Linked DNA regions of Homo sapiens: regions 2 and 3 are each linked to region 1. The links are chromatin contacts, found by Hi-C or POLR2A ChIA-PET in ENCODE. All regions are on one chromosome and are shown on one strand. Each heading gives the region's core, a stretch centred on a gene start or an enhancer-like site at or near the end of the contact. The rest is flanking DNA. Distances are from core to core; before and after follow the strand shown. Region 1 overlaps DIO2-AS1 (DIO2 antisense RNA 1). Region 2 overlaps CEP128 (centrosomal protein 128). Region 3 overlaps CEP128 (centrosomal protein 128).

Region 1 (3,382 bases), core at 814-3,313:
TCCAATAGTGGGCAAAGCAGGTAGCCATTGTCACAATGGCTTATGTTTACCAAGGAAGACAGAAATTGATCAAACAATCACTCACATACATAGAACTATTAACTGTGACAAGTGCAATGAAGAAGTAGCATCATACTCTGCAGGCAGTTACTTCCCCTTGGAACTGTGGGCAGGCACAGCTGGGCTTACTCTGTATTCTACATGTAAAGTTGCAGTACTGTGAGTTTTCTCCCATCAAAAGAAAACACTGAATATTATATTCAGGCACCAAACTATCTGTCAAAAATAATCATATGAATAAAACATGGGCCCATAAAGAAGGAGCTGAAAGGGGTAAAGAAGAGAAGCAGAAAGGCAAGTGGGACATGAAGACAGTTAAAGAAATAGGAAACTCAGGAGAAGACGCTGACATCAGGTTTCTGCACTCAGGATTCAAGAACAAGGGAGTGAGGACATGTTCTGTGGGCATGGCAGTGGTGAAGGGCACGTGGTCAGGCATGAGACTTTGTGCAGTTAAAAGGCTCTTGCCCAAAATAAAAGCCTACCTTTGTTTGCAGCTCTGTCCTTTTAAACTGGAACATCACTGTTCAGCATGCTCTTTGCTCTATGCAATTGCAAGCACTTTAGCCTGCTGCCAAATGACGTAGCTGGTCACCAGAGAAGCTGCCGAATGCCGCTGAGCAGGGGGAAGAAAATCCATGGAATTAGTCCTGAACGTTGCAAAAGAAGCTGCACCTCTCAGCTACTGTGTTAAGTCATATTATAATTGTCTCTCGGATCACATGTGAGCTTTTTCCACAGGTGGGATAGAGCCAGGCTTCCCGGTGCCAGCATGGCCCCCCAGGCCTCTACAAACTGGTCTGCAGCTGCTGTGTCACTTGCCCTTGGCAGAATTTAACAAGATAAACTGCTTCCTTGGCATTTAGTTTTACACTTAGCATGGGTTATATTTATACTTTTTGCCTATTGGTGATGACCAACTTGGATGACCCACTTTGAGGTCACCCAAACAACCTAGGCATAACTGATTCAAAAATATCTTTAAAACAATAAATACATCACTGTATGAAAACATGAACACTTCTATTTTCTGAAACAACTATTTAGAGAACACCTTTACTGATAGCTAGAGGCTATGTGGATGAGAAAATTATACCAGTGGGGTGGAGAGCTCCATCATGAAACAAAAATAAGCTTGCATCACAAAACAGAATTCTATGGCCCTTGATTCAGCCGTGTCTGCTTGAGTTTGCATGATTCAAAATGTAGATGTGGTAGTTAATGTCAAACCATCCTTAGGTAACTAGATGTATCCCTACAATGCCCAGGTGAATAACCTGAGATGAAAGCTAGATATTTTTAATGCTTTTATGTTAAATGGAAGGCTGAAGCATGTTTAGCACATTTAGCATCATGTGTAAAAGTGAGGAGAAGGAATATGATCTGAACAGAAACAAATTATCTGTGAATAAAAGAAAAGTGGAATGTCCTGGGTGTGGAGGTTGGCGGCTGGTTCTCAGAGTCTGGGCCTGGGACCAGCAGCATCAGCCATACCTGGGAACTATTTAGAAAAACAAATTCTCAGGTCTCACACCAGACTTACTGAACGAGAAACTCTCTTGAGGGAGCTCAACAACCCATAGTTTAACAAGCTTTCTAGCGATTCTGATGCACACTCATGTTTGAAAGCATCTGAATTAGGACACGAAGACCCAAGTACAAGCGACAGAAAAGCAAGACAGAGCACACCGTCTTCCCCTAAGCAGGATTACGAGGGCAGAACTTCAATGTCTCTAAGGAAAGAAACCCTAATCCTGGAGTCTATAAATTATTAGAGTCTAACAATCTAAACAATTCTGATAAAGAGATGAAAAGTCATTAAAGTAAACTTAAATTGTTTTTCAACTGAATGGGTGACAGACATGATCCCTGTCCTTGTGACATTTGCAGAATTGCTACAAGTTCACTGTAAACAGTGTTTTCATCCCCAAATTCTTAAGTGACTGAAATCAGCCTTAAGCCCAGGCAGCTGAAGTTTTTGTGGTCTGGCAAGTATTTGGTATGACTCTCTTCACCTGAATCTGAGCATTTTCCCTCTGAATCATTCACTGAGTGAGAAGAATTCGAAAAGGAGTTAATAAAATACATTCTTTGTGGTTGGAAATTATAATATCTTCTGATCATAGACTGGCTAAGTCAGTACAAGCAAATGAGATGCAGATAAGAAACATACAACACTTCTACATTGTGTTGTCTAATTATTGTACATATCTAGAGAAATTTCTAGCAGAGGTCACTGGTCAAAGGGCATGTTGAAGACATTAAAAATTCAAGAAGGGAAAAATGTACTATAATAAAATAAGCTTGAGTATAGAGTGAATGTGGTTTGTCCAACCTAAAGCTAAGTGCCAGAGAGATTTCTTCATCCTCCTTACCACCCCAAATATTACAAGCAACTCTGAGATATTAACAAGAAAGAGTTTTATGTGACTGGAAGTTTCCTTTTGCTTTTAAACTCTTTCATTTAGCGTAGATTAAAATGGCACTGTGTGCTTATAAAAGTGACATCTATTTGCTAGTTCAGTTCCCCCAGGCTAGGAAAGTAAATGGATGTTCTGGCAAAAAGTCGTAACTAACCCTCAAAGTTGGTATACCAGCCATGCTTGAGAAACACTTTATTTAGTCAGTGTTTCCTATTATGGAAGATGGTACAAGATTACATTTTGAAAAGACTGGGAATATTCTAATAAAATTTCTTTTTTTGATATGCCTAACTGGTTTTTAAATATTGTTGTGAACCTCATATCTCTCCTACAAATAGACATTTCTAAAGATGCTTCAAAAAAGACAAACAAGGCCAGGCATGGTGGCTCACGCCTGTAATCCCAGCACTTTGGGAGGCCAAGGTGGGCAGATAACGAGGTCAGGAGATCGAGACCATCCTGGCTAACACAGTGAAACCCCATCTCCACTAAAAATACAAAAAATTAGCCAGGTGTGGTGGTGGGCACCTGTAGTCCCAGCTACTCAGGAGGCTGAGGCAGGAGAACGGCTTGAACCCGGGAGGCAGAGCTTGCAGTGAGCCGAGATCGCACCACTGCACTCCAGCCCGGGCGACAGAGTGAGACTCTGTCAAAAAAAAAAAAAAAAAAAAAAAAAAAAAAAGACAACCAAAGATGTTAGCTTCAGAGCCATCATACCAATTTAGTTCCAGCATATAGAAGTTATTTCACTGAAAAACTAACATTTGCTCAGCCAGGCCCAAGAATCTATGAGTCCATATTCAATTTTCTCTGTACATTCTCCTTCCTTCCTTCGTTTCTTCCTTCCCTCTTTCCTTCCTTCTTACCATCCTTCCAAGGATGGCAGCCTATGCTCATAT
Region 2 (3,587 bases), core at 153-2,652, 180 kb after region 1:
AACACAACACACATATTGAAGAAAAAAAAAACAGCGAGGCTTAAAGATTTTGTCTGAAAAGTTGTCAAGGAAAAAAAAAAAAACCAACATTTTGACTTAGGAAGAAAAGCCAATTTAAAGTGATATGTCATGTTCTAGCCTACAGGGAAGCCCAATAATGGTCCTTGTTGCCTGATTTTCAACCTGGGTGTGGCAAATCTCTGATAGAACCAGAAGCAGAAACAATCACAGGATTTAAAAACAGACTCAAGGTGGTTGATCCACATTTCCAATATGTTCTGTCATTTACTACTATTGCCTTGACAGAGACCTGAGGGCAGCCAGTTGTTCTTCTGTAGCTTTCTTCTGCTGTGTTCTCTGGTGGGTGTTTTAGTTTGTGGTTTTATTATGAGGAGATTATTGACCATTATACTTCAGTTTTGACATTGTTCAGGAAAGGCTGCGGTTGTATTTATATTGAAGTGGGGTATGTGTACGGGTTTGTGGGGTGAAGAATACAAGTGGGGAAAACAAAGAAGATGAAGAGAAAGATACAGAAATGGGGGTCTATTGGTTTGTTGGGACAGATTTCAGACTGGAAAATGCAGCCTGAGCGGCAAGGTAGGGTTTTATTTAAAATCCCTATACATACTTCTAGGTAGCTATATGAAACTGACACCAAAAATTCTGAGACTACCCTTTAAATTTCAAATCACGAAGCAAAGCTATGAGCTTTCTTTTCCTTATTTTCCTTTAAAATAATCATTTCAAGATTCTTCCTTTAAAGCACAACGTAATGTGGTACATAGGTGTGTGCTACAGAATATCACTACAGACAAAATGAAGGGCAAGAGACAGAATTATCTTTCTCCAGGGACTGTCAAATTCTCCAGTGAAACTGCTCGTAACAGGTAACAAAGGTGAGTGACATCTGGACTGGAGAACAACTAAAGATTATTTGCAGATAAAATAAAGACTATGATGGTGGCTAGGGGCAATGCAAAGGACAACCAGTGCAATTTCAGATGCTGACTGTCCCCACAAAGAGATGGAGAAAGAGGAATTGAGGAGTACCAGGAGAAGGCCAACAACTCAGAAACCAGCACACCATATATTTTTCAAGGATTTACATTTAAAAAAAAAAAAGTACACGACACCAGTCGTGAGGTTAGTCATGTATCAATGGCATATGCCCTGAACTCCTATGCAAATCATATTGCAAGAATGATTATGGCATAATTTATGAGCAGGCTTGTGTCATGCAGAACTTGTGGAAAATAAGAGGGTATGCTTTCATTTTCAGGTACACAAAGGGTTGTGTATCTGACTGCCACTGAATATAGTTGGTCTAATGAGACTCCCTGAGGCTGACATCTCCTTTGTTTCCCCGAAGGGCACATATCTCCTAGGCTTCTAGGTGAAAAAGTTTACAGAGAAACCCATATAACCACAGAATCCTTCCTCCCACGCCGTGTTCTCCTGAGTCTTTAAATTACAGCACTGGATTGTTAACTATCATGCATGTCACACAGCTGAGTCATTAAATGCTACAAGTAAATAGTCCACCTTTGGAATTAATGACTTACCTTTGGGCAATTCCAGTAATCCACATCATAATTTACATGCAGAGTCATTTACAGGAACTAATGCACAAGGAACATTGTAATGGAGACTCTTTCTTGCCCGTCACTCTCATATTCTTTCTGTGTGCTTCTGTGTTCAGTTACCCCTCAGCATTCTACACTAGAGGGGCTGCTGATGAGGATGATCAACATCGAAGCAGAAAGTCTTAAACTAATACAATGGCTGAGATGGGGTAGCTTTTTCTTGCTTCTTAATTCAGTTTGACTGAGATTAAAACTATTATTAATCTCCATTTCCCAACACACACGCGCAGGTAAGAAGGGAAATGTAGCTAAACAATTTAAAGTAACCAGATTATCTGCCCTCTGATTATCATTGGTACACTCTTCTTTCTAAGAACAACGAGGGGAAAAAAAAACCAACAACTAAGTTTTTAGCTGCACTTCTGGGAAGCATACATGAAGGCTGACTTATCCTATATGCACTAAAATAAAGCAGATGTATATTAACTGTTCAGTCCCAAATATCCTAAATATTCCTACCTATGAAATACTTAACTGCTTTTTCTTCAAACTGAGCTTCACTCTGATTTCTCACTGCAGTCTGACTAGCATCTTCCCAAGGTGGAAGTTTAAACAGTAGCTTCGGCTGTTTGAGAGAGATGTGAGTTATGAAAAAGAGTTGGAAAGCTCTATTATCTTAAAGTAATTGAAAATGTTATAAATAGTAATAGCTATAAAAACAGCACTAATTTGACTATAATAATTTCAAACAAATTTCTAAATTTCTGCATTTAGAGAAAATGATATGATGTAGTACTTTTAAAATGGTCCCCCAAATAATTCCTTACCCAAATTAAAGTCACAAATTTCAGGGACATTATTACTTTAAATCTAAAACATTTTACTTTTCAGGACTATAAATAAAGAGTAGTGATTTAGCTCAAAGCATCCTCAACTGTATTGCTTTCAAAATCATCCCTGGAAGTAAGTGATCTTAAATTCCAAAGTCTATGAAATGAAGGAATAAATTGGATGAGAGTTTGTTAATAGCCTCACCTGGGCAGTTTTCGCCGGTAATGACAGCTACTCACAACCTTACCTGTGGATAATGGAATGCTGATACAGTGTGGTTGTAGGAGTTCAGAAAAGTCTGATTACTCAAAATTATACTTTCTTTCCATTTACCAAATTATTTCAAATTCTACCAACAGAAATTTATTCTTTGAGGAAAAATTCAAAAAAATATTCTTATTAGACTCTCCCTATGCCAGTTAACAGTTAAACTAGTTCATTCTAAAGCAGGGGTAAGCAAAGTCCAGGCAGGCACCTGTTTTTATAGGCCCATGAACTGAAAGTGGTCTTTACATGTTTATTTGGTTGAAACCAATCAAAGCAAGGATAATATTGCATAACATAAAAATACTCTAGACAGGTTGGTCAGCTTACATCCCTATGAAGAGGTAACATTTGAGCTGAAACCTAAAAGAAGGAAATGAGCCAGCCACTGAAAGAGCTAAAGGAAAAGTATTACCGAGAGAGGCAGATGCAGAGATCCTGGGATAGGAATGGGTTTCCTTAATTTTAAGAACAAAAGGGACACTGGTATGTGTTATGGCTATTAACGAAAACATCCCTTTATATTACTAGTACCATAAAAATCAAAACTATTTATTGTAAGTTTAATTGCCAAAACTGCATTGGGTACTTTTAACATATGTTCTTTTTATTTATTTATTTGAGATGAAGTCTTGCTCTGTTGCCCAGGCTGGAATGCAGTGGCACAATCTTGGCTCACTGCAACCTCCGCCTCCTGGGTTCAAGTGATTCCCCTGCCTCAGCCTCCTGAGTAGCTGGGACTACAGATGCGCATCACCACGCCCGGCTAATTTTTTGTGTTTTAGTAGAGATGAGGTTTTACCATGTTGGCCAGGATGGTCTTGAGCTCCTGACCTGGGGATCCGCCCACCTCGGCCTCCCAAAGTGCTGGGATTACAGGCGTGAGTCATCGTGCCCGGCCCATAT
Region 3 (3,722 bases), core at 487-2,986, 200 kb after region 1:
CAATGAGGCTGGCAAAGAAGAAATGAGAGCCAAGAAAGAGAGAATTGCTTGAGGACTACATCCACCCTTGACTGAAGCCCACAAACCTCCTGGACTTCCAATACATAATTCTTCCTCTATTCTTTTTCTTAAATTAGCTTTTGTTGGATTACTGCCATTTTTAAAAGTCTCCAGGGATGTAGTTGTATTGAACCTTCTTATCTCTATTCAGAAACCTAGAAGAACTTTCTAGTCCACCTTAAAATGTTTCATCCTACAACAAATATATGAAGACATGAGACTCAAAGAAATGCAAATGGTTTGGCTGAGATCACCTAGTTAGTACAAAGCCACTTCTACAGCTTTGCTCTCCTATCATCCTGCTCTGTCTAATCATGCTCTCATTTGTACCTCTCAATACTTAATTGCACCCTTCTTCATACTGATTTAAAAATAAAATACACACTTGTCTGTATTCTTCTGACCTGCTTTAAAAGTTCCCTGAATCAGGGCGTCCGTGACATTTTTTTTTTTTTTTTTTTTTTGTTTGACAGCGTCTCATCCGATGCCCAGACTGGAGTGCAGTGGCGCCATCTCGGCTCACTGAAACCTCCACCTCCTGGGTTCAAGCGATTCTCCTGCCTCAGCCTCCTCAGTAGCTGGATTACAGGTGCCAGCCAGCACGCCTGGCTACTTTTTACATTTTCAGTAGAGACGGGGTTTTACCATGTTAGATGGGCTGGTCTTGAACTCCTGACCTCAAGTGATCCGCCCGCCTCGGCCTCCCAAAGTGCTGAGATTACAGGTGTGAGCCACTGCCTCTGGCCCATCCATATTTTACATCCATGTTCTCCTTAACTACTGCCTTTCTATCTTTGATATTTAACTTATATCCCCAAAATTGCTCACTCCACCCACACCATTGCTGTATGCCACTGCTCACTCGTTAGGTGCATTGTTCAAGCACATGCATTTGGAATGATGAACACGGTTATTAACCTGTGCTGATGAAATATGGCTACTGGGCATCGCTGAGAAGCACCACTCTATGCAAACAGACAAAACACAAGAGAATATAGGTGAGACCCCTAGATAGTTAAAGTGACTTAATACTGTGATAACAGCGTGATTAGTATCTTTCATTATAATGAACAATCTTGTTGTTTGTTCTTATCAGCATGGAAAGAGCTGAAGGGCTGCTCTGCTCTTCTTATCAGCATTGAAAGAGCTGAAGGTCTGCTCTACTCTTCTTATCAGCATGGAAAGAGCTAAAGGGCTGCTCTGCTCCCTTGCTCACCACTGACATGTTCGTGTTTTCTTTTATTACTCTCTGGTTTGCTGTTCCATACAAATAGCAACTCAACTACCATGTAAATTGCTGTGGTGAAATTTGCTTCCATCAACATTAGTTAATGAAAGATCTTTGGTAAAAAGGGCAGCAGCCCTGTGTATTTTCCTTGGATTGGTTCCAATTTTTTAAATGAGCTGATACTCACTCATTATGACATAAAGTCATTAGAGGGAGAAAAAGCCATATAAAAAAGCAGAACATCATGGATGAGAATTGGATGATCCAGCTGTCCTGTTTTGTTTTGTTTCTGCTTTACATTTCTCTGGAACACTTAGGGTTAATATATCACGACCAAGTTTTTGGCTAAGATAGTTTTATATCTCTTCCTCTGCAGTCTTTGCAACCAGTGATCTGGCTGTTTAAGGAGGTTTGACACTTTTTAATGTTGATTTTGGTTTCTGGTAGCCAAGAAGCAGATAGATTGTTTGTTTATTTTTCAAAGGTGAGTCATGTCCAGGTGTGTATGAGCAATTACACCCATCTAGTAACTTGAACCTTCCTAGGGAGACTGAAGATCAAATTGAGAAATGACTATATTTTTCTTTAACCATTCCTATAAAATGCCTCATCCATATTACAACTAAGCCCAACTGATAATGGAGAGAAAGTTATAGAAACAGAGGCTTCTGACACAGCAACATTTATAACAACAGCACTGGACAGAGTAACATTGGCAGCAGAATATGTTGAGTTACTGATTGCAGTTTAGAGAAAAGCATTTAGCTCTGGCTCTTGTAACTTACTATAATTCAGTGCTCCTGTCCAGTGTTACTCTGTGTGTCTCGACATTTACCAAACACAATAGATAATGCAAATTCTCAAAATAATTCAATATTTTATTAAAAAGTAAATTTATGATATTTCTATTTGTGAACAGATTCATATATTTAAATATATTCATATATTTGATTCATAATTTCATATAACAAAATTCATCAGATAAAGCAGCACATTACAACCCTTATGAGCCTATAAATGATGGACTTAGCCTTCTATTATTCCATTCCAGATACTCAAGACATTAGCTACATGCCAGAGATAACGGGTCAGTTTCTCTTTTTCTTCCTTAGCTACCCAGTTATTGGAATCATTGACATTTTAGAGACAAGAGAACACAGAAATAATCTAATCCTAGGGTTGCTTTTTTTTTTCCTAAAGAAGTACAATTCTGTCTTATAAGGGAAATCATATATACTTTCTAATGTAAATTATAAATAGGTAATTTAAAAAGCTGAGAAGGAGCTGCTTTTAAGGAAACAGAAGTGGAGGGCCTGGGGGCCAGCCCACCAAGCTCCTTCCTATCCTTGGGCAGACCCCTGTGGTGGCATGGTGAAGCTGCAAAGCTCCAAATTATCCTCACTGAAAGCTACTGATCTAATCTAGTGTCCTGGGGTTACACAGTGGAGGACTGAGTTCCGAGATCAAATGCCTCTGTCAATGTCACATAGCTAGTTAATGGTGTATCAATCTGAGCCCAGGGCTTTTGAATTGGACCAGGGTCCAGTACTTTTTTTTTCTTTACACAAAAGTGACTGCCCTGCTTTGACTTTCAAGATTTGTATTGAAATGACACAGTATTCCAATGCCTATATATTTTCTAATGCCTCTCCAAACAGAAACAAAAGAAAACTTCATTAAAGCACTTGTGTAACATCGACAATCTGTGGGAAGACCCACAGTTACCAACTGTCCACGTTAAAATTCCTCAGTTTTGGGAGATGACGTCCAAAAATATGGCTATGATGGAAAGCAAATACCTAGACACTTGAGAAGGCAGTTGTTTCAGCAAGATATATTCAATATACAGCACACAGAAGATTTCACAAAATCAAACAGCAACACAAAATCTGTTTCAATGAATGACAGTTTCTCAGCTTAATATAACATTTACCAGCAAACATTTTTCCTATTTTATTATACTAGTAAAGAAAAATTGAATAAAGGTATAACAATATGACTATATTAGCTCAAATACCTAAACAACAATCAAATGTGTTGGGCTTTCAGTTAATATATGTAAAACATTTAAAATAGTGCTTGGTATATAAGAAGCATTATATACGTATTAGCTCTCAGTATTTTTTTTTTAAATCACCCTTAAATATCTCTGCTAAAATCAGGAAAATGTGCAAAACAAACAGTTGTAATTTAAAACAAACAAACAAAAAAGGCCTATTAGTAAACTGCTTTTAGACATCATCCATTATAAGTAGCTACATTATTTAGAACTCTGCCATATCTACTGCCACCCACTGGTACATATCTGGATATACCGCAATGAGTTAAGAGTTTTCTCATCCGGCCTTACCACAGAAAACACACAGGTTAAAATGAAGAACAACATTCAAAAAGTATGGCTATCCCTTGTGGTTTGTCTCAGACACTGAAACAA

What was found. A loop is a pair of places that touch in the nucleus more often than their neighbours do. ChIA-PET counts read pairs that join two places held with the same protein, here RNA polymerase II (POLR2A). Pooled maps may share reads with other maps.
Region 2: a loop to region 1 is called in a map of PC-9, with 4 times the contacts of the local background. The contact joins two enhancer-like sites. A Hi-C loop is called at or near these places in 1 of 168 maps with a recorded cell type or tissue (PC-9) and 2 of 50 pooled maps. POLR2A ChIA-PET finds 5 or more read pairs at or near these places in 3 of 52 experiments (H1, OCI-LY7 and PC-9).
Region 3: a map of PC-9 shows a loop between it and region 1 (12-fold over the local background). The contact joins two enhancer-like sites. A Hi-C loop is called at or near these places in 3 of 168 maps with a recorded cell type or tissue (MCF 10A, PC-9 and mammary epithelial cell) and 3 of 50 pooled maps. POLR2A ChIA-PET finds 5 or more read pairs at or near these places in 2 of 52 experiments (MCF 10A and PC-9).

Annotation. Positions count from the first base shown.
Region 1 is chr14:80,387,133-80,390,514 of GRCh38, forward strand. All of the region lies in intron 5 of DIO2-AS1 (DIO2 antisense RNA 1), which reads left to right. Among named protein-coding and RNA genes, the nearest start is that of DIO2, 180 kb to the left of the region's middle. Within about 2 kb of position 2,064, at least 3 of the 41 ENCODE cell types and tissues checked have a DNase peak (open chromatin) inside an H3K27ac peak, as active enhancers do; they include PC-9 and mammary epithelial cell, where a contact is called at or near this core.
Region 2 is chr14:80,566,834-80,570,420 of GRCh38, forward strand. All of the region lies in intron 20 of CEP128 (centrosomal protein 128), which reads right to left. Among named protein-coding and RNA genes, the nearest start is that of DIO2, 360 kb to the left of the region's middle. Within about 2 kb of position 1,403, at least 3 of the 41 ENCODE cell types and tissues checked have a DNase peak (open chromatin) inside an H3K27ac peak, as active enhancers do; they include PC-9, where a contact is called at or near this core.
Region 3 is chr14:80,583,640-80,587,361 of GRCh38, forward strand. The region is part of intron 19 of CEP128 (centrosomal protein 128); the gene reads right to left. Among named protein-coding and RNA genes, the nearest start is that of CEP128, 360 kb to the right of the region's middle. Within about 2 kb of position 1,737, at least 3 of the 41 ENCODE cell types and tissues checked have a DNase peak (open chromatin) inside an H3K27ac peak, as active enhancers do; they include PC-9 and mammary epithelial cell, where a contact is called at or near this core.